Regions from separate parts of the Mus musculus genome. Here region 1 is linked to region 2. Evidence: chromatin loops called from intact Hi-C (ENCODE). Cell type or tissue: heart. All regions are shown on one strand. Each heading gives the region's core, and the rest is flanking DNA. Links, peaks and the distances in the headings are about the cores only.

Region 1 (10,115 bases), core at 940-8,939, 110 kb after region 2:
GCACAAACCATGCCTTCCATTTTCAAATAAATGGTTTTCTGTAAGCTGTGTTTAGCATGCAGGGGAGTTTTTGTTGCTTTCCAGTTATGAGTCAGAGAGAATAAAGCGATTATAAACACATTCATATGCTCTCTCACTCTCACTCTGACTCTTTCCCTCCCTTCATCCCTTCAAGTATGACAGAGAAAGCCCTGTCTGCCAATAACTAGCAGTGCTTTGAAGTTACCCAAGCATCTGAAGGTCTCTCTACTCATCACCAAAACATGGAGGAAATGGGCCTCAAGGTTGTGAAGTCTGCAGTTCTCAGCAACCTTTTGATGCTGCTGTTGTGATGGGGACATCAGGTGGCTCTCATGGCTCTGTGTACCTAGGAAGGCACAGCATGCAAAGTGACAAAGCTCAGGGCTAAGTAAAGGGAAGGAAAACAGCTCGTGCCGCATGGGCTTACTCCTGCTGGCCCAATGGAGAGAAGGAGCCCCTGCCAATTTTCCACACGGGATGGGAGTGGTGCTGGGACTCACCACACCCTCCACAGCCAATTTTTCCTAAAAGAAATCCAGTGGGGACAATAACAGTGTGAGTCATCAAGTGTTCTTTATCATGACTAACAGGACAATTCAGTCCCAATGTTATCATACATACACACATACATACATACATCTATGGACAGTTTCTCTGTGTAGCTCTGGCTGTCCTGGTAGACCAGGCTGGCCTTCAACTCAGAGATCTGCCTGCCTCTGCCTCCCAAGTGATGGAATTAAAGACATGTGCCACTATGACCTGTCAATTTCAATTTTTAAAAAAATTAAAATAATAATTTATTTCTCCTACTCTAGCTTTCATTCCTAACAGCTGAGGAGAAGCCCACAGTGAGTGACCAAACTGCAGAGATACTTAGCAAGAGAGAGTCTCAACTCAGAGACAAGACAAGGCCTCTTTATGTAGACCAAGCTAGCCTTGAACTCACACAGCTTTACCGTAATGTGATTCAGCTTACAACTCGTATCAGTTCAGCCTGTGATAGGATGGTGTCAATAGAGTCAGAGGCACCACCTGGTGAACTGCCTCATGGCTGCCAAAGACCAAATGAGGCCAACTTAGAAAGTTGTTTCAGGTGACTCCCAGGATGGCTTTCCAGAAGGGCACCTCCACAACAGGACAGTCCTGGAGAACCTGTTCCTCACTGTTCTCATGCCCACTCCCCCATTTGCAGGTGTGTGTCTGCAAGATCTTTGTCAAATCTGACTAGCTTCTTCTTGGACACATAAGCAGCAGTGTGTGTGTGTGTGTGTGTGTGTGTGTGTGTATCTCCATCAGACACTCAAGCACCTGCCTTCAGTGGCACATGGTGGACTGTCTCCAGCCTGCCTCTGTGCTCTCTTCTCCAAAGAGGTCCCTTGCACAGCCAAGGATCCTTCAGCCAGTGAGCCAAGGTAACTTAACAACTGAGTGCCCAATGCTAGATACAAAAACGAAGAGCTCTACCAAGGTGCCTGTGGCAGGCGATTCATAGCCATGCTGTTTGAGGGACTACAGGAAAACCTGAACCTGACTGTCTAGCCAGAGCCTCCACATTAAGTCTGACAGCCTACTCCTTTCATCTTTTCCAGATAAGGACCGCAGACTCAGAAAGTCCACCCAAGACCACAAATTACAGAGCTACTTAGTTGCAAAGCTTAACCTCAAAGTAGGCATGGTTTCTGCCAGAATGCCAGAGCAGGAGATGAAATCTGTGCTTTTTTAGAAAGGGTCTGACCAGTATCTCCCGTACCCTTGTAAATATGCCACAATGCCAAGATAGCAGCGTGTTCAAATTCAGCAGAGACTTAATACATTCAGATACAGTAGTCCCCTTTCTTCTTGAGGGATACATTCAAGGCCCCTAGTGGATGCCTGAGCCTCAGAGAGTACTGAACCCTCTAAGTACTTTTTCAAATACATATATAGCTATGATAAAGAATAATTTGTAAGCTGGGCAGTGGTGGCACATGCCTTTAATCCCAGCACTTGGGAGGCAGAGGCAGGTGAATTTCTGAGTTCGAGGCCAGCCTGATCTACAAAGTGAGTTCCAGGACAGCCAGGGCTACACAGAGAAACCCTGTCTCGAAAAACAAACAAACAAACCCTAAGAGTGGTTCACTCCAGGTATTTGTCAATGTGATATGCTCAGACCCAGGTCTAGAAAGTACTATTACTGCCAATCAATCAAACCACAGATTTCTCACAAAAATAAAATCAAGCCCAAAAAACTAGCTTGTAGTCAGCTTTATAAAACGACCTTTCCTGGCTCATCATCGCTTAACCTGTCCGTATGACTGCAGCTCCTGACATCTTTTTGGTGGTGTTGGGTCTTGAACAAGGGCCTCATGCATGGGTGGCAAGTTAGCAGCCTATACTACCCACGGCTCACTGTGACTTCAAAGGCAGCACAGACCCTAAGTTCCCCAAGCGAAGGGCTGCTGGCTGCCTAGGTGACTTGCAGAAGCCGCAAACGGCAGCCTCTCAATAGACTTCACGGCGAATCTGTATACTTCCAAACCTAGGGAGGCTCTCTGAAAGGTTGGTACCAATAGTGCGGTCTAAATACTACAAGATTTTTCTCAACACAGATGAAGAGGTTATTCATCAATTAAAATGAGAACCAACCCCGGTATCATGCTTACAAACACTCCATGTGACAAAACCAAAACTCACAAGGTTATCTGATTTGAAAATGTCAAGAGCTGGGAGCTGGGCACACACCTGTATCTTCAGCAAGAGCTGAAGGTCAGCCTGCACTAAACAGCAAACGAGCTACAAAGACACTGTTCACACGAAAAAGAAAGAAGGAGAAAAAAAAAACGGCAAACAATTACTGTCACAAAAACTATTATTTGCTCCGATGCCATATTTTGTCTAAGCCTATGAAGCTTTTAAGTAACCATAAACTCAATGTCACTGGAGAAGTGAAACCAACGTGACATTTGAACCTAGGCGCCAATGACAGTCTGTCCTTCAATATCAAAAGAAGAGCTTCCCGAACTGAAAGACCTTTAGTGGCATACAGGGAACTCTCCAAGGGCATACCCTAGGTAAAGTTTCTGACAGCTTGTGCATTTGTTTAGGCCTTTGGACAGCTCTCTCTCTCTCTCTCTCTCTCTCTCTCTCTTTCTCTCTCTCTCCTCTCTCTCTCTCTCTCTCCTCTAGTAACTGGGATAGATCTTAGGAAGCACCTGTGGCCTAAAAAGCTGTGACCGAGTCTCACAGCCTTTTTGGCTGCAGCCTACAAGCAGGTCCAGCCATTCTATTTTGGGTCAAGGAGACCTTTCTGCCACCCCCAAGTGACCTCAAGTAGACAAGCTGGGTTAGGGAGAAAGCACTGCTAGAATTTCTAACCAGGCCAGCAGTCCACCCACAACCCCACGGCCCTTCCCGAAAAGGATGGCAATCCGAGGACGGTCCAGGCAGCGGGAAGAACCCACGACGGGGGGCTGTGGGCTCCCCGCCGTCTGTCTTCGGGTCTGCTCCCGGATCCCGCAGCTGGGACCGGGCCGTGGCGTCAGGAGCTCGCCAAGAAGCAGGGATTCCCGGGGCGCCAAGAGGGAGGAGGGAGTGAGGCAAAGCGAGGTTAGCAGCCTGCAGGTGTCGCCGAACGAGGAGGACGAGGTCGCGTGGGGGCTGTGACTAAGAAGAGTGCGCGGTTCTGCACCGGGACGGACTGGACACATTCCCAAGGCGGTGACCTTGGGCACGTGGCTCCACCGCTCTGTCCCTCAGTTTCCCCATTTCTAAAGTGTGGGGATGGGGAGGGAGGGATCGTGAGGCAGAAAACGCATCTCGGGGCGCTCGGCAAGGCGCTGCGCTGCGCTCAGCGGAGGAAGCAGGGAAGACTCGCACTCCGGAGTCCCCAGGAGGCCGACTTGGGGCCGGGGGACTCACCCAGGACGTCGGCCGAGCGGTGGCGGGCCACGAAACACGCGTCGTCCCCGTAGCACGCGCCCTTCTTGAGCAGGCCCTTACGGAAGTCCTTGCCGAAGCCGCAGCCCGCCGTCACCAACCCGTAGTCGCCGCTGCTGCCACCACCGCCGCCGCCGCCGCCGCCCGCCCTGGGGTCGGTCTGCGACAGGCCGCCGAGCACGGCACGGGCCACCAGGCGTCCATACGACAAGACCGAGAACATCGCCGCCGCCGCCCCCCCGAGGAGGCGCGGGGCCCGGGGCGCCGGAGGACGCCGAGGCCCGGAGCCGGCTCTCTCCTCCGCCGCAGCCGCGCCGCCGGGGCGTTCCTCAGGGCGGCGCGCACTGGCCACTGCCGCCCCTGCCCGCCGCACGGGGCCTCGCACACGCTCTACCGCACGCACTGGAGCCAGAGCGAGGTCAGAGCCGGCGGCTCCTCCGCCTCAACCACACTGGGGTCCCGGCTGCAGCCGCCGCCGCCGCCGCCATCTTCCGCTCCACTAGCGTGTTCCGGGCCGCGCCGGCAGCGCCGCCCCCTCTCCGACCCCGCCCCGGCCCCGCCCCCTCTCCGCGGCTCAGGTCCAAGCCCCGCCCCCTCGGACTCGCAGCCCTATGTAGTCACCGGAATCGAGCGTGCGCAAAGGGTGTGGGCGCAGTGTCTCCTGGAAGTCGTAGTTAAGAGTTATAGTCGCTTTGGTCTTGGCTACCTGTGATCCAGGAGTTAGATTTACCAGAGGACTGTAAATTATTGAGAATGACCGGTAGACTGGGTTGTTGGGGGTTTTTTTTGGGGGGGAATTAGAATGGGTGTCCTGTTTTGATTTTTTTTCTCTCTCACCACCTTTTTTTTTCCCTCTTCTGATTTTTTTGAGATAGAGTTTCATCAAGCACAGGCTGACCTCAGACTCGCTCTGTCACCAAGGTTGGCCTTGGATTCCTTCTGATCTTGCCTACAGCTTCTCAAGTTCAAGGATTACAAATTATGTGCCACTATATCTTGTTTAACAGTTTCTTCCATACACACCACATACACACACCCTCTCTCTATATATATTCCTTTACATAACTGTAAGAAACCAAGATTGGGATTCTACACCATCTAGTATACTGGGTGAGAAACGGCAATCCTAACATTTCCATTATTCCTGTGTCTTGAAAGCCCCAGATCTAGTACCCTAGATCCTAAGTTTGACAGTCAACCTGGCCAAGCAGGTCTTTTTCCTGCCTCTGATTTGGAGGCCTTCAGAAACTGTGGAGGGCTGAGAGAACTGCCAAGATGAGGCCTCTTTCTCCAGCCACAGCTGCCTTCTCTTTTCAAGAGGGTCATCCCTTGGCAGAAAGAAGGGGTCAGGCATGATGGCCTATAGCTCTAATCCCTGGCAGTTAGGAGGCAGAGGTAGGCAGATCTGTGAACATGAGGCCAGCCTGATCTACATAGTGAGTTACAGGTCAGTTAAGGTTACATAGACACCCTGTCTCAAAAAAGAAAGAAAGAAAGAAAGAAAGAAAGAAAGAAAGAAAGAAAGAAAGAAAGAAAGAAAGAAAGAGAGAGAGAAAGAGAGAGAAAGAAAGAAAGAAGAGAGAGGGAGATAAAGAAGAGAGGGGGCACTTTCTATTTTATTTTTTCTAAAACTCTTGGCCTATTTGAACAAAGATCAAACAGCCTTCCCCAAATATTAACAATTGTAAGTTATTTCCCTAAGAAATTATTTCAGTTGAGTAACAGCAAAGACTCTTTATCATCATCATCGTCATTACTGTTCTTTTTTTTTTTTTTTAAGATTTATTTATTATTATATCTAAGTACACTGTAACTGTCTTCAGACACACCAGAAGAGGGCGTCAGATCTCATTATGGATGGTTGTGAGCTACCATGTGGTTGCTGGGATTTGAACTCAGGATCTTCGGAAGAGCAGTCGGTGCTCTTAACCACTGAGCCATCTCTCCAGCCCGTCATTACTGTTCTTAAGAGAACTTTTTAAGCTGAGCAGTGGTGGCGCACGCCTTTAATCCCAGCACTTGGGAAGCAGAGGCAGGTGGATTTCTGAGTTCGAGGCCAGTCTGGTCTACAGAGTGAGTTATTCTTATTTTATGTGTTTTTTCTACATGTGTGTCCTATGTCATGTGTGTGCAGTGCCCCTGGGGCCTCAGAAGAGAGCATTCGATCTCTTAAAACTGGAGTTACAGACAGTTGTGAGCAGCCATATAGGTGATGGGAATCCAACCCAGGTCCTCTAGAAGAGCAGTCAGTGCTCTTGACTGCTGAGCTATCCCTCCAGTCTCTAGTATTTTGTTGTAAAGACAGGATCTCCTATAACTTAGGCTGACCTTGAACTTTCTGTTTGCCTAAGGCTGACTTGAACTCAGTCCTGTTTCTCCTTCCTCTACAGGTCAATTGCCCAGCCTTATAAGCACACACTAGCATGCCCAGTTTATCTCATTTACAGTGTTGGTATGTGTCATAAACATATACACATTGAGGTTTCATTCCTAGCCAGTGTGGGTGGTGTATAAATGATCTAGGTCCAAAATACCTTTTCTAGCTATTTGGTGTTTCCTTGCTGACTGGCCTCCTGCCAAGCACACAGCTGCCCCAAAACCTTTCCTTTATTCTTTCTTCTACCAGTGAGGATGTAATTCCATATCTAAGGGGATCTTAGATATCTGTGTTCTCTGTTGTGCTCCCAGACCATGGGATTTCACTACAGACCGGGTTACTCAGGGGTGGAGGCAAATAGGCATCATATCATCAGGGTTTAATCTAATATCTGGCACATGGGAGAGAAGTTTGTAAATGTCTGATCTGTTTGGTAAAAGAAAGAACAGTGGGCTAGACCATACATACTATCAGAATGGAAGGAAATGTTTGGAAAGGTGGAATTCACAAACAATAGAATTGGCCTTTAGTAATCCAATGTGAAATAATTTGTAGTTTAACTTAATATTGTGTATAAGTGTATGTGTGTGCCTGTGTGTGTGTGTGTGTGTGTGTGTGTGTGTGTGTGTGTGTGTGTACATAGGCACTTGCATATCCAGGGTGTGGAGGTTGGGGGACACATACCATATGTATGCAAGACTGAGGTCAAAGGACAGCGATCAGGAGACCAGCTCTTCCCTTCCACCTTCCACGGGTTCTAGGAATCAAACTCGTGTTTCCAGGGCTGCACAGTAAATGCCTGAACCTATGGAGTTCTCTCTCACGCCATAATTTAAAATTGTAACATAAAAAAAAAAACTCATCCAGGAATGTTTGCCTTTTTCTAGATCCACTCTGAACAGCATTCCAGTCACTGCAGTCATTTAATGGTCCTTTTTTAAGATGCAGTGTTGTTGGTTTTTTTTTTTAATATACCTAAAGTCCTGCCAACTAAACACCCATTACTATGTCGCCTAATTACTCTTGTTCTTAAACACTTCTGCAGTTCACTTCTGCATGCCAAGCCCAAGCTCTTCTGTAACTCAAAGGTTCGCATCAGAACTAAGCCTGATAAATCACTTCCTATGATGAGTGGCTGGATATACAAAACAGAAGTTCACTTTGGAGATAAAAAGGGAAGCATTCACATCTTGCTTTGTGTGTGTGTGTGTGTGTGTGTGTGTGTGTGTGTGTGTGTTACAATACAATAACTGGCACATGTCCAAAAGAGGGGGCAGTGTCTCTCTGGAATCCTCTATCCTCTGTTGCTTGGCATTTCCGTCTCTGCCAACTGCGCTAAAGGTTGCTCTTTAAACCACACACACGCCACTAGCCAGTCCCAGCCAGCCTGTCAGGTAATCCTACCCCAAGGACAAGTTTTTTTTCTTTAAGACGGTATGCCAACCCGTTCCTTGCCTTGTCCGGCTCCCGCAGACCAATCAAACTTATTTTTCAAGGCAGGTATAATTACCCAATTTCCATGTCGGTCATGAAAACCGGTTGGATTGGGCCAGCGGGAAGACAGGTGGCTCGCTTGCCTGGCCTTTGCCATAACCTGTGTCCCCAGTTAAGTCTGCGGTGGCGACTTTGGGTGTCACGTGCCTTGAGTTTCCAGCCGCCGAGATTTCTGCCGACGGGTTGCTTTCTGAGGCATGTGGCAAACCGTCCTTTCTCAAAGTTCCTGTGTTCTTTTCTTGCATGTGCAGGGGAGGCGGGGGTAGGTTCCCTGGAATTATTGGTTCTAACGCCAGCTCTGAAGTTTCATCAGAAAAGCCAGGGGAAAGGACTTTGCAAAACACCTCGCGCTGCTCTCCCCTAGGGGGACAATTCATATCTGACATTTCACTGGACTTGAGAAACCCTGAGTTTTCCTCCTTAGTGGAGTTACATTCCTAGCACTTCAAGGATTCCTGGGAGGTCAGTTGCTGCTCTCAGAGGCCAAGAAGTGGTGAAAATACCATCCAGGCTCTTGGAGCACCTCTGTGGCATCAGGAAAGAGCTTTGCCCAGAGATTGCCAAGCCTCCGTTACTAATAGAAGAGAAAGAAAAGACACATATTTTCTAAAGGGAACTTCCTGCCAGGCCAGGCCAAAGATCTCCTCTGATTTCTATTTTGCTAGCCTAAGGAAAAGGAGCACTAGTTGTTAATTCGTGGTAGGATTTCCCAACACTGATACTATTGACATTTGGACAGGGTGTGTCTTTGACAGCCTGTTCTCAGCACCATAGGTGACTTGGCAACATCCCTGGCCTCTACCCGATAGATGCTGGTAGCACCCTGCCACTCCCAGAGGGATAAATGGAAATGTCTGAGCTGTTTCCAGATACCCTCGGGAGGGTACAATCGCTCTTGGATTAGAACTAGCAAGTTATGGCAACACCAGGCAAGCGAACAAGTAATTGTCAAGCATTCATTAGATTAAAAAAAAAAAAAAAAAAGGTCTAGAATGGAATGGGAAGAGGTTAACACCAAGGAGTGGAGAAAAAACAACTGCTGTTCAGTCAAGTAAAGGAAGTGATAGTGCGCCCAAAGGGCGGGGAACGCCAGGTCCCGTGAAGAGGTGAAGAGGTGGCACTCTAGGGGCTAGGGCTGGGGCTCAGCAGATAAGGCGCTTACCTACTGCACACAAAGCCCCGGGTTCGATTCTGAGCACCACATAAATCAAGTAGGATTGATTATACTCTCCACACTCAAGAGGTAGAACCCAGAGCATCAGGAGTTTAAGGCCATCCTCTGCGACGTAATGAGTTCCAGGCCAGCATGGGCTGCTTACGACCCTTCTGAAAGAAGAAGAAATCAAGAGGAGGGGGAATTGTTATCCTCAAAGGAAGGCAGAGTACCTGAGAAGATAGTCTAGTGTGGCTTAAAATTAAGCACAGGATTTAAAAGGGGGAGGAGTGACAGAGACAAGATGTATCCCATGGTCATGAAAAGGAATTCATACATACATACACACACACACACACATACATACACACATATATATATACATACATGTATACATACATACACACACATACATACGCGCATATATACATACACACATACATATATACATACATATACACACATATATACATACACATATATACATACATACATACACAATATACATACACACATTTATACACACACACATATACATATATATATAAATACATTTATACATACACATATACATACATACACACGTATATACGTACATACGACAGTGAGGATGAGCTTCAGAAACCCTTGTAGAGAAAGAAGCCAGGGCTCTCAGGATGGCTCAGTGGGCAAAGGTTCTTACAGCTAGGCCAGACCATCTGTCTCAATCCCCTGGAACCAAATGGTGGAGGGAGGGAATCCGTTCCTGAAGGCAGTCTTCCAACTTTACACGTGCTCCAGGGCACACACTCCCATTCAAGCATACGATAGATAAGTAATAAACAATAAATCTTTTTTTTTTTTTGGTTTTTCGAGACAGAGTTTCTCTGTGTAGTCCTGGCTGTCCTGGAACTCACTCTGTAGACCAGGCTGGCCTGGAACTCAAATACCCACCTGCCTCTGCCTCCCAAGTGCTGGGATTAAAGGCGTGCGCCACCACGCCCGACTTAGAATAAATCTTAAAAAAAAAAAAAGACCCAAGACTCCTGTAGGCCGGTGCCTGCCTTCAATCATAGCACTCAGAGGCAGAGACGGATTTGAGTTCCAGGACAGCCAAGGCTACCTAGAAAAACCCTGTTTCTCACAGACAGACAGACAGACAGACAGAAGCCAGCC
Region 2 (10,115 bases), core at 628-8,627:
CCTGCCCATGTTCTTTAGATCTTCATATTCTCATTCTCTCTCTCTCTCTCTCTCTCTCTCTCTCTCTCTCTCTCTCTCTCACTCACACACACACACACACACACACAGAGCTTTTTTTTGAGACCAGGTTCTTTTTTTTTCCTATTAGTATCGTGTGTGAGAGTGTGTGTGAGTGTGTGTTCATGAATCTGGGTGCTCATGTGTGCACATGTCAGAGGTCATCATCAGGTGACCTCCTCAGTTGCTTCTCCACCTTTATATTCAGGACAGGGGCTGTCATTGAACCTGAAGCTCACCACCTGGACAGACAGGCCGCCAGCAAGCCCCACAGATCCTCCTGTCTTTGCCTCTCCAGCACTAGGCTTATAGACAGATGCCACCACATCTGGCCACTTTCGTGAAGTCTGGGACAGAACTCAAGTGCTCGTGCTTGAGTGGCAAGTGTTTCACTGACTGAATGCCCCCAACGTCAGCTTTTTGAGACAGGCTCTCACTACTCCAAGCAGCCCTGGCTGACCTGGGACTCCCTAGGTAGACCAAGCTGACCTCAAGCTTACAAAGATCCGCCTGCCTGTGCCTCCTGGGATTGCATCCTTAGGCTAGACGTGCATTATGGAAGGATGCGCTTCCTCCAGTTCTGCACTCCGTGACATGATGCAAGCTGAAACACTCTACTACAGAGACCACACAAAACAGGTTTCCCACCCTCCAGCAAACCAGGACCCAAGGCCTGGCTTTGAAATCTGCCACTTCCTGTCCTTATGACCACAGGTCGATTCTTCCTGGAACCTGTTTCCCCACCCCCACCCCCTTCAACCACAACAGGTAGCCCAGGCTGGCCTCTCACTTACTATGCAGGTAGCCCAGGCTGGCCTCTCACTTACTATGCAGGTAGCCCAGGCTGGCCTCTCACTTACTATGCAGGTTAGCCCAGGCTGGCCTCTCACTTACTATGCAGGTTAGCCCAGGCTGGCCTCTCACTTACTTCACAGGGGACGATGACTTTGAACTTCTTACGCTCCTGCCTCTGTCTCCCATTGCTGGGATGATGGATCTAGATAACCACAGTACTGGCGAGTAAACCTAGTGCTTCAGACATGACAGGCGAATGCTCTACCAACTCAACTCTACTCCAGTTCCCACCAGTCTGCTTCTAAACTTATAAATGAGCAAGATACACCACACCTTTGGTGAGTGCGTATGAGCTAAAGGAGAGGGAACTGTGTGGATGAACAATCTCAAATGCTGGTCCTATGATTTCGAACTCAGAAATCTGCCTGCCTCTGCCTCCCAAGTGCTGAGATTAAATGTGCATGCTACCAACTGCTCAGCGTGATTTTTTTTTTAAAGATTAAAAAATATCTTATAGCCGGGCGTGGTGGCGCATGCCTTTAATCCCAGCACTCGGAGGCAGAGGCAGGTGGATTTCTGAGTTCGAGGCCAGCCTGGTCTACAGAGTGAGTTCCTGGACAGCCAGGGCTACACAGAGAAACCCTGTCTCAAAAAAACAAAAACAAAACAAAACAAAAAATATATTATGTGTGTGCACTATATCTGTGGACGGGTATTTCTGTGTGTATGCAGTACCCACAGAGTCCAGCAGATGGTGCTGGGGTCCCTGGAGCTGGACTTATAGGCAGCTGGCACCTGCTGGATGTGGATGCTGGGGACAAAACTCCAGTGCTCTTAAAGGGTAGTTTGAGAATGCTGGGAATTTCCCTCCATTAATGGTAAACAACCCTTCAAAAGCCAATATTCTATAAATCTGCCCCACCTACTAAAAACTTTCATGCCACATCATTTTTAGAAAACTGTATGCCTACATACTAGAAGAGGGCATCAGATCCGATTATAGGTAGTAAATTGCCCTGTGGGTGCTAGTAACTGAACTCAAGACCTCTGGAAGACAGTGTCATCCGGAGATGCGGGGGCTCATTTGGACAGTAACTCTGGGTCTTCACATATACTAACTATAGGAATCATGAATCTTCCAAAGCCAAACACGGTGATGCCGGACGGGCTTGTCATCCTGGCTACCTAGGAGGCTGAGGCAGGAGGATCACAACTACAAGGCCAGTCTGGGCAATTTTATAAGACCCCTTTTCAAAAGTAAAAAAGATGGGGGAATACTGCTCAGTGGTAGAGCATCTATGTAGCATGCCATGAGGCCCTGGGGTCAATTCCCCACTGCTACTCAAACACATGCACACTGTTCAAAGTTAGGCTTGCTCTCCTACTCATTATAAATAAGCCTTATTTATGCCAGCCTCTTGCCCACATCCCCGGGTCCCCTGTTCTCCCAATCCCTGTCACCAGGTACTGGTTTTTGTTTTTAGTTTTATTTTGCACATGACCATGCATGTGTACATGTGTGTGTGTGTGTGTGTGTGTGTGTGTGTAGTGTTCATGTTCACGTGTGTGCATATGTGTGCATGTAGGTATGTATGCTCATATCCACAGGTGGAGGCCATAGGTCTGTTTCTTAACTGCTTTCCACTTTATTTTTGAGACAAGGAGCCTCAGGGAACTCTACACATCCCCAGCTCCGAAACTGCAGACACGCTTTGCATGCCCTCCCCCCGCCCCTTCTGTTTTACTTGGGTGCTAAGCATCCAGACTCAGGTCCTCTCATTTGTACCACTGAGACACCTCCTCAGCCCCTACTATCTCTCTCTATATATATATTTATTTCCTGTGACATCGTCTTTCATTGAACCCAGAACTTGCTTATTTTTGGCTGGGCTGGCTGGCCAATAAGCCAGAAGATCTGCCTGTCCTTTGCCTCCCCAGAGCTGGGGTCACAGGCATGAGCTGCTGTACCTTGTGACCCCACCTCCTGCATGCAAGCCTCTTTTTTTTTTTTTTTCTTCCCCCATTTCTTGGGAGACAGGCTTTGCAGTTCTGTAGCCCAGGATGGCCTAGAACTCACTACATAGTCCACATTGGCCTGAACTTTGCCATCCTCCTGCCTCGGTATTGGGATGAGCGATAACTGAGCGATAGGGGTAGGCTAACTGCCATCTATCTGTTTTCGTCACAGCAGTTGTTAAGATAGGAAACTACTTCCTATGTGCATTTGCATGGTTACTGTCTACCCGTTAAACTGTGAGCTCCTTGAGTGGCCCTTAGTCGCTGCTGTCAACAATGCTGGCTTCACAGCGAGAGGTCAGTAACACTGGTTCAGTGTGGGTGCACGCTATTCAAGCGTCCCTTCGCTAAGCTGCAATCGGCATCAATTTCCTCCCACTCGGATGCACACGAAAAAGGAAACCAGCGCTGGCTCGGTGGTGGTCAGGGAGTCGGGTGGGAGTCAGAGCAGGGAGACGGAGGAAGGGGTCCATCAGGGAAGTGAGGTCTGACAGGTGACTAGGTAGCAGGCCGATCCCACTCCCTGGGGTGGAGGAGGAAGTGGAAATGACAAGGGGGAAATTTAAAAAAAAAAAAAAAAAAAAGGAGAAGCTGGACCTTAGACTTAAAAATAAATTAAAAGCCAGCCATCGTTCTTAGGTTCGAGGCTCTAGGGTGGGATCTGGGAACACGGCAGGGTTAGGGGGGAAGCGGCGGGGCAGGCGAGCCGGTGTTGGAGGCAAAGGCTGGAGATCAGGGCGGACGCTTCCTCTCTCCCCGGCCTTATGACACAGATCTCCTGCCACCCCTCGGACCCTCGCCCCGCTCGGCTCCCCGCCCCTGGGGCTCGAATGCTTACCGGCATCTTGACGGTGTCCGGATTCGATCCAGAGAAGCCGAACTCAGAAAGCGTTTCCGACGACCGAGCCTGGGTGGAGTGGGCGGAAGTAAGCCGGAAGAGGCGGGCGGAAGGAATAAACGCACTTCCGGTGACTTGCTCCGGCTGCGCTGACCGCAAGTGACGCCAGGGGGCGCGTCAGCGTGAGGCGATGACCGTGGCGCATGCATAAAGCACGTTCAGAATAAAAGGCTGGATTTTGAAATTGAAGACTCCCTCGCAAGTGGTTAATAATCAGCTCCCGGTTTTGTTTTTTGGGTTTTTTTTCTCATTTCCCGGCTTCAGCTTCAAATCCAGTACCACTCAGTCGCCTGATTTACCCTTCTGCTATGTCTAGTTTTTTACTTTTTTTTTTTTTTTTTTGGTTTTTCGAGACAGGGTTTCTCTGTGTAGCCCTGGCTGTCCTGGAACTCACTCTGTAGACCAGGCTGGCCTCTAACTCAGAAATCCGCCTGCCTCTGCCTCCCGAGTGCCGGGATTAAAGGCGTGCGCCACCACACCTGGCTTAGTTTTGTACTTTTACCACAATGCAAGGTGGGGGACATCAGTTCTCACTTTCCACCGTGATACTCTCGGAACCAACACAGTCTTCAGAAACACCTACACCCTGAGCCGTCTTGGCGGCCAATATTTTTTATTTTTCAATTTTTTCTTTGCTAAGAGTCGCATGAAGTCCAGGCTGGCATATACATATAAATGAATATGAACTGATCTGCACCCACTTGTGTTCAGGAATTACAGATATGTGCCCATCACTCCTGTTATTTTTATTTATTTTTCTTGCTTAGTTTTATGATGCCGACGGTGGTGTCTATCTTCCTTGTCATGTTAAGACAGTCAGGGACCACCACAGGGGTAAAGGAAAGAAAAGTCCTGAGCCTACCCCTTTGACCTGTCTGTCACCCACTAAATGTGTATATCATTTCTACTCTTTCAACAAGGTATGGTGTATGTCTTCCCAGATCATGGCAAGGACTAAGTGGTCATGAAAACCAAGCATATTATAAGGGCCTGAGTGATGCCACATGTCTGAGGGGATGACTACAAACCCACCACTGACACCCATCATATATGTATGTAAGTATGTATTTTGCCTCTCTGGGTAGCCCTGGCTAGTCTGAAACTTGCTTTGTAGACCAGGCTGGCCTTGAACTCTTGAGATCCACCTGCCTTGCCTCCCAAGTACTGAGACTGAGGGGATATGTAACCACCATACCCAGCCAACCACTTTTTGTTTTTGGACAAGGTATTAACTATGTAGCCCAGGCTGGTCTCTACAATGTCTGGCTTATACTCCCTGTTCTTTGTATGACTGCTGAGGAGCCAGGTCCTGGGGTTGAATCCTAGTTCCAACATGACTAGCTGTGTTATTCTGAGCAACTTAATGTACCTCTCTGTGCCTCTGTTCCTCACCTAAATATAGAGGCCTCAGTATTTACCTCATTGCTTAGGGAGGCTGAAATGAGCTACAAGAAAAGTATTTAGAACTAACATTAGACATGTTCTCTTTCTTGGGTTTTGGAGACAGGGTTTCTCTGTGTAGCCCTGGCTGTCCTGGAACTCACTCTGTAGACCAGGCTGGCCTCGAACTCAATAAATTTGCCTGCCTCTGCCTCCTGAATGCTGGGATTAAAGGTGTGCGCCACCATGCCTGGGAACCTGTTAATGGGAGTCCAGAGACCAGAGACCAGGATATTTTCAGCCATCCCGTACTCCTAGGCCACAGGCAGCTCAGCCCATTCCCACACCAGGCCTGGTGCACAGCCCAGCCACACTTGGCTCTTGCCCTCAGCCTTGGCCTCCAGATGCCAACGACTATGGATTCAGAGAGCCTCACTTGGCTTTATTGAAAATGGACCAAACTCAGCCCTATAGGCCAACATGACAACTTCTGACCTGAGGGCTATGAGGGCTGAATTAGCGTTACCAGGTAGACTGGTCACCAAATATCCAGGGAGCCTTGGGCCCTGTTGCAAGGATTCAAGGAAAGAAGTTATGGAAAATACTCTGTAATGTCACGTCTAGCTGGGCTTACTAAGATCCAGCCTCACTCTGCCAGAGCCTGGCCTTTGAGGGATGCTGGAGAAAGACCTTCTGGCTGGCTGTTCCCATGACCTGCACCACACCAGCTGCCAATGGACTCTCAAAAGCTCAATGTAATTCAATGTAAGTTAAAAAGAAAAACTATTTCTTCTGCTTTAGGGTATTGTAGTGGCTATTCCTGGTTGTCAACTTGACAATATTTGGAATGAACTACAATCCGGAATTGGAAGGCTCACCAGTGACCCTTATCTGGAGGCTTGGAGATCCTTATCTGGATCTTGGTTTGAAGATCTTGAGCCACAGTGGCTATGGATTCCAGAAGATTGAATCTCCGAGTTTAAGGAATACACCTTTAATCTGGGCTACACCTTTCATCTGGGATTAAAGGTGTGGCGGAACACACCTTTAATCTGGGCTACACCTTCTGCTGGAGACAATATAAGGACATTGGAAGAAGGGAGTTTAGCTCGAGCTCTTGCTCTTGCTCTTGCTCCTGCTCCTTCGCCTGCTTGCTGCGTGAGACTGAGTAACTGCTAGATCCTTGGACTTCCATTCACAGCTGCGACTGAACAATTGTTGGGAATTGGGCTGCCGACTGTAAGTCATCAATAAATTCCTTTACTATTTAGAGACTATTCATAAGTTCTGTGACTCTAGAGAACCCTGACTAATACAGAAGTTGGTACCAGGAGTGGTTCTAGAGTAACAGAAGTACAAGGATGAATCTTTTAAAATACTGGAATTGGCTTGTTGATCCACCAGCACTTTCAAATATTGAAACCTCTCCAGATTCTCTCCCTCCTGGGAGCTCAGAGAATTTTGAAGACCCATGGTTGAAACTATATTCCGAACTTAAAGAAGCTAATGACCTTGATTTTCTTAATGAATTAGGTGATTCAGTGCACAAAGCTTTCTACAAGATGGGGAAAAAATCGGAAAATGATTTTACTGGCTGGCTGCTCTTAGTATCTGTGGAAAGAATGATGAATGAAAGGAAGGAGTTGTGTGATAAAATCGAAAGTCTCCAGACACAAGTAAACGATCTAAAAGTTGCTAAGTGTGTCCTTGAGGAGAATCTTCTCTCTTGTAGCAATAGAGCTCAAGTTGCAGAAAATCAAACAGAAACTCTCATTGTAAGGTTGGCTGAACTACAGCGAAAATTCAAGTCTCAGCCTCAGAGTGTGTCGACAGTTAAAGTAAGGGCTCTAATTGGCAAAGAATGGGATCCTACAACATGGGATGGGGATGTGTGGGAAGACCATGTTGAAGCTGAGAATTTTGAATCCTCAGATTCTCAAGGGTTTGCCCCACCTGAGGAAGTAGTACCCTCAGCCCCACCTCTTGAAATAATGCCTTCCCCACATGAGGAAATTAATTTTGCAGAGTTTGCTCACGGCCCACCAATAGTTTCTTCTAGACCTGTAACCAGACTCAAAGCAAAACAGGCTCCTAGAGGGGAGGTAGAAAGTGTAGTCCATGAGGAAATTCGCTACACTACTAAGGAGCTTAATGAGTTTGCTAATTCATTCAAGCAGAAACCTGGTGAATATGTGTGGGAATGGATTTTAAGGGTGTGGGATAAGGGTGGAAGGAACATAAAACTAGAGCAGGCTGAGTTTATTGACATGGGTCCTCTGAGTAGAGATTCTAGGTTTAATACGGAAGCTCGCATAGTTAAAAAAGGTGTCAAAAGTTTGTTTGAATGGTTGGCTGAGGTGTTTATCAAAAGATGGCCTACTGGAAATGACTTGGAGATGCCTGATATTCCGTGGCTTAGTGTTGATGAAGGGATTTTAAGACTTAGGGAAATTGCAATGCTAGAGTGGATATATTGTGTAAAGCATAATTGTCCACAATGGGAAGGTCCAGAAGATATGCCTTTCACTAGCTCTATAAGACGCAAATTGGTGAGAGGGGCACCAGCACATTTGAAGGGTTTTGTTCTTTCCCTTTTCCTTGTGCCAGATCTTAGCATTGGAGATGCTTCTGCTCAATTAGATGAATTAAATTCACTGGGTTTAGTTGGATTCCGAGGTAACAAGGGCCAGGTGGCAGCATTGAATCGCCAGAGACAAGGTGATTCTAGTTATTATAATGGACAGCGTAGACAAAAGAATGTTTATAATAACATACCCAGTAATGGTCAGCACAGGAGAGGTGAAATTTATAATGGCATGACTCGGTTGGACCTTTGGTACTGGCTAACCAATCATGGTGTTTCCAGGAATGAAATACATAGGAAGCCTACTGCATATTTGTTTGATCTGTATAAGCAGAAGAATTCTCAAACAAATGAAAGAAAGGCTACATTAGATCGTGGTAAACAGCCAAATGAAAGAAAGGCTACATTAGATCGTGGTAAACAGCAATCTCGGCCAGTGAATCAATTTCCAGACTTGAGACAGTTTGCAGATCCAGAACCCCTTGAATGAAGGGGTGGCCAGGTTCCACTGAGGAAGGATCTTGATAAGACACCCAAAGGTTTTGCTGTTACCCTTTCTCCAGTTCTTCCCCAGAGGGACCTACGGCCTTTTACAAGGGTAACTGTACACTGGGGAAAAGGAAATAATCAGACTTTTCGGGGTCTGCTGGATACTGGTTCTGAGTTGACACTGATCCCAGGGGATCCCAAGAAACATTGTGGCCCTCCAGTTAAAGTAGGGGCTTATGGAGGGCAGGTGATTAATGGAGTTTTGACTGATGTCCGACTCACAGTAGGTCCAGTAGGTCCCCGGACACATCCTGTGGTGATTTCCCCAGTTCCAGAATGTATAATTGGGATAGATATACTCAGAAATTGGCAGAATTCTCATATTGGTTCCCTGAACTGTAAAGTGAGGGCTATTATGGTTGGAAAGGCCAAATGGAAGCCTTTAGAGTTGCCTCTGCCAAAGAAAATAGTGAATCAAAAACAGTATCGTATTCCCGGAGGAATTGCAGAAATTACTGCCACTATCAAGGACTTGAAAGATGCAGGGGTGGTGGTTCCCACCACATCTCCGTTTAACTCTCCTATCTGGCCAGTGCAGAAAACAGATGGATCATGGAGAATGACAGTTGATTATCGAAAACTAAATCAGGTGGTAACTCCAATTGCAGCTGCTGTACCAGATGTAGTTTCGTTACTTGAGCAAATTAACACATCTCCTGGCACCTGGTATGCGGCTATTGATCTGGCAAACGCCTTCTTCTCAGTACCTGTCCATAAGGACCACCAGAAGCAATTTGCTTTCAGTTGGCAAGGCCAACAGTATACCTTCACAGTTTTGCCTCAAGGATATATTAACTCTCCTGCCCTGTGTCATAATTTAGTTAGAAGGGATCTTGATCGTTTGGATCTTCCACAAAATATCACATTGGTGCACTATATTGATGACATTATGCTGATTGGACCAAGTGAGCAGGAAGTAGCAACCACTTTGGACTCATTGGTAACACATATGCGTATCAGAGGATGGGAAATAAATCCAACCAAAATTCAAGGACCATCTACCTCAGTGAAATTCTTAGGAGTCCAGTGGTGTGGGGCATGCAGAGATATTCCTTCTAAGGTGAAAGATAAGTTATTGCACCTGGCCCCTCCTACAACCAAGAAAGAAGCACAACGTTTAGTGGGTCTATTTGGATTCTGGAGACAACACATCCCTCACTTGGGTGTGTTACTTAGGCCTATTTACCAAGTGACTCGGAAAGCTGCTAGCTTTGTGTGGGGCCTGGAACAGGAGAAGGCCCTTCAACAGGTCCAGGCTGCTGTGCAGGCTGCTCTACCACTTGGACCATATGACCCAGCAGACCCGATGGTACTTGAGGTGTCTGTGGCTGATAGAGATGCTGTTTGGAGCCTCTGGCAGGCCCCTGTAGGTGAATCACAGAAAAGACCTTTGGGATTTTGGAGCAAAGCTCTACCATCATCTGCAGACAACTATTCTCCCTTTGAAAAACAGCTCTTGGCCTGCTATTGGGCCTTAGTGGAAACTGAACGTCTGACAATAGGACACCAAGTCACTATGCGACCTGAACTACCCATCATGAGCTGGGTACTATCAGACCCTGCAAGTCATAAAGTGGGACGTGCACAGCAGCAGTCTATTATCAAATGGAAGTGGTATATACGTGATCGGGCCAGAGCAGGTCCTGAAGGCACAAGCAAGTTACATGAAGAAGTTGCTCAAATGCCTATGGTTTCTACTCCTGTTACAATGCCATCTGCTGCCAAACATGCGCCTATAGCCTCATGGGGTGTTCCCTATGATCGACTGACCGAAGAGGAGAAGACTAGAGCCTGGTTTACTGATGGCTCTGCACGTTATGCAGGCACCACCCAGAA

Evidence for each region. Hi-C counts contacts between places; a loop is a spot of excess contacts. Peaks named below come from ENCODE experiments on the same cell type or tissue, not always from the same donor. Only the 100,000 strongest peaks of a DNase experiment are listed, where the experiment ranks them.
Region 1: a loop joins it to region 2, with 1.9 times the contacts of the local background. A loop is called at or near these places in 1 of 42 quality-filtered maps.

Annotation. Positions count from the first base shown.
Region 1 is chr5:122,278,713-122,288,827 of GRCm38, reverse strand. It overlaps Pptc7 (PTC7 protein phosphatase homolog), which reads right to left and starts at 4,430. Exons shown (of 6, transcript NM_177242.4): 1 at 3,919-4,430. The coding sequence starts at 4,159. It overlaps 1700112N08Rik (a long non-coding RNA gene), which reads right to left. Exons shown (of 4, transcript XR_878753.1): 3 at 9,557-9,671; 4 at 9,109-9,133. In heart, for the core only: a CTCF peak has its summit at 8,166; DNase peaks (open chromatin) are centred at 3,517, 4,547 and 7,937; H3K4me3 peaks cover 3,178 bases; H3K27ac peaks cover 3,154 bases.
Region 2 is chr5:122,385,589-122,395,703 of GRCm38, reverse strand. It overlaps Arpc3 (actin related protein 2/3 complex, subunit 3), which reads right to left and starts at 3,826. Exons shown (of 7, transcript NM_019824.4): 1 at 3,707-3,826. The coding sequence starts at 3,712. Gm32853 (a long non-coding RNA gene) reads left to right here and starts at 2,393. Exons shown (of 4, transcript XR_387695.4): 1 at 2,393-3,165; 2 at 4,708-4,822. In heart, for the core only: CTCF peaks have their summits at 1,603 (motif pointing right) and 3,871; DNase peaks (open chromatin) are centred at 1,593, 3,263, 3,783, 4,257 and 1 weaker place; H3K4me3 peaks cover 1,611 bases; H3K27ac peaks cover 1,094 bases.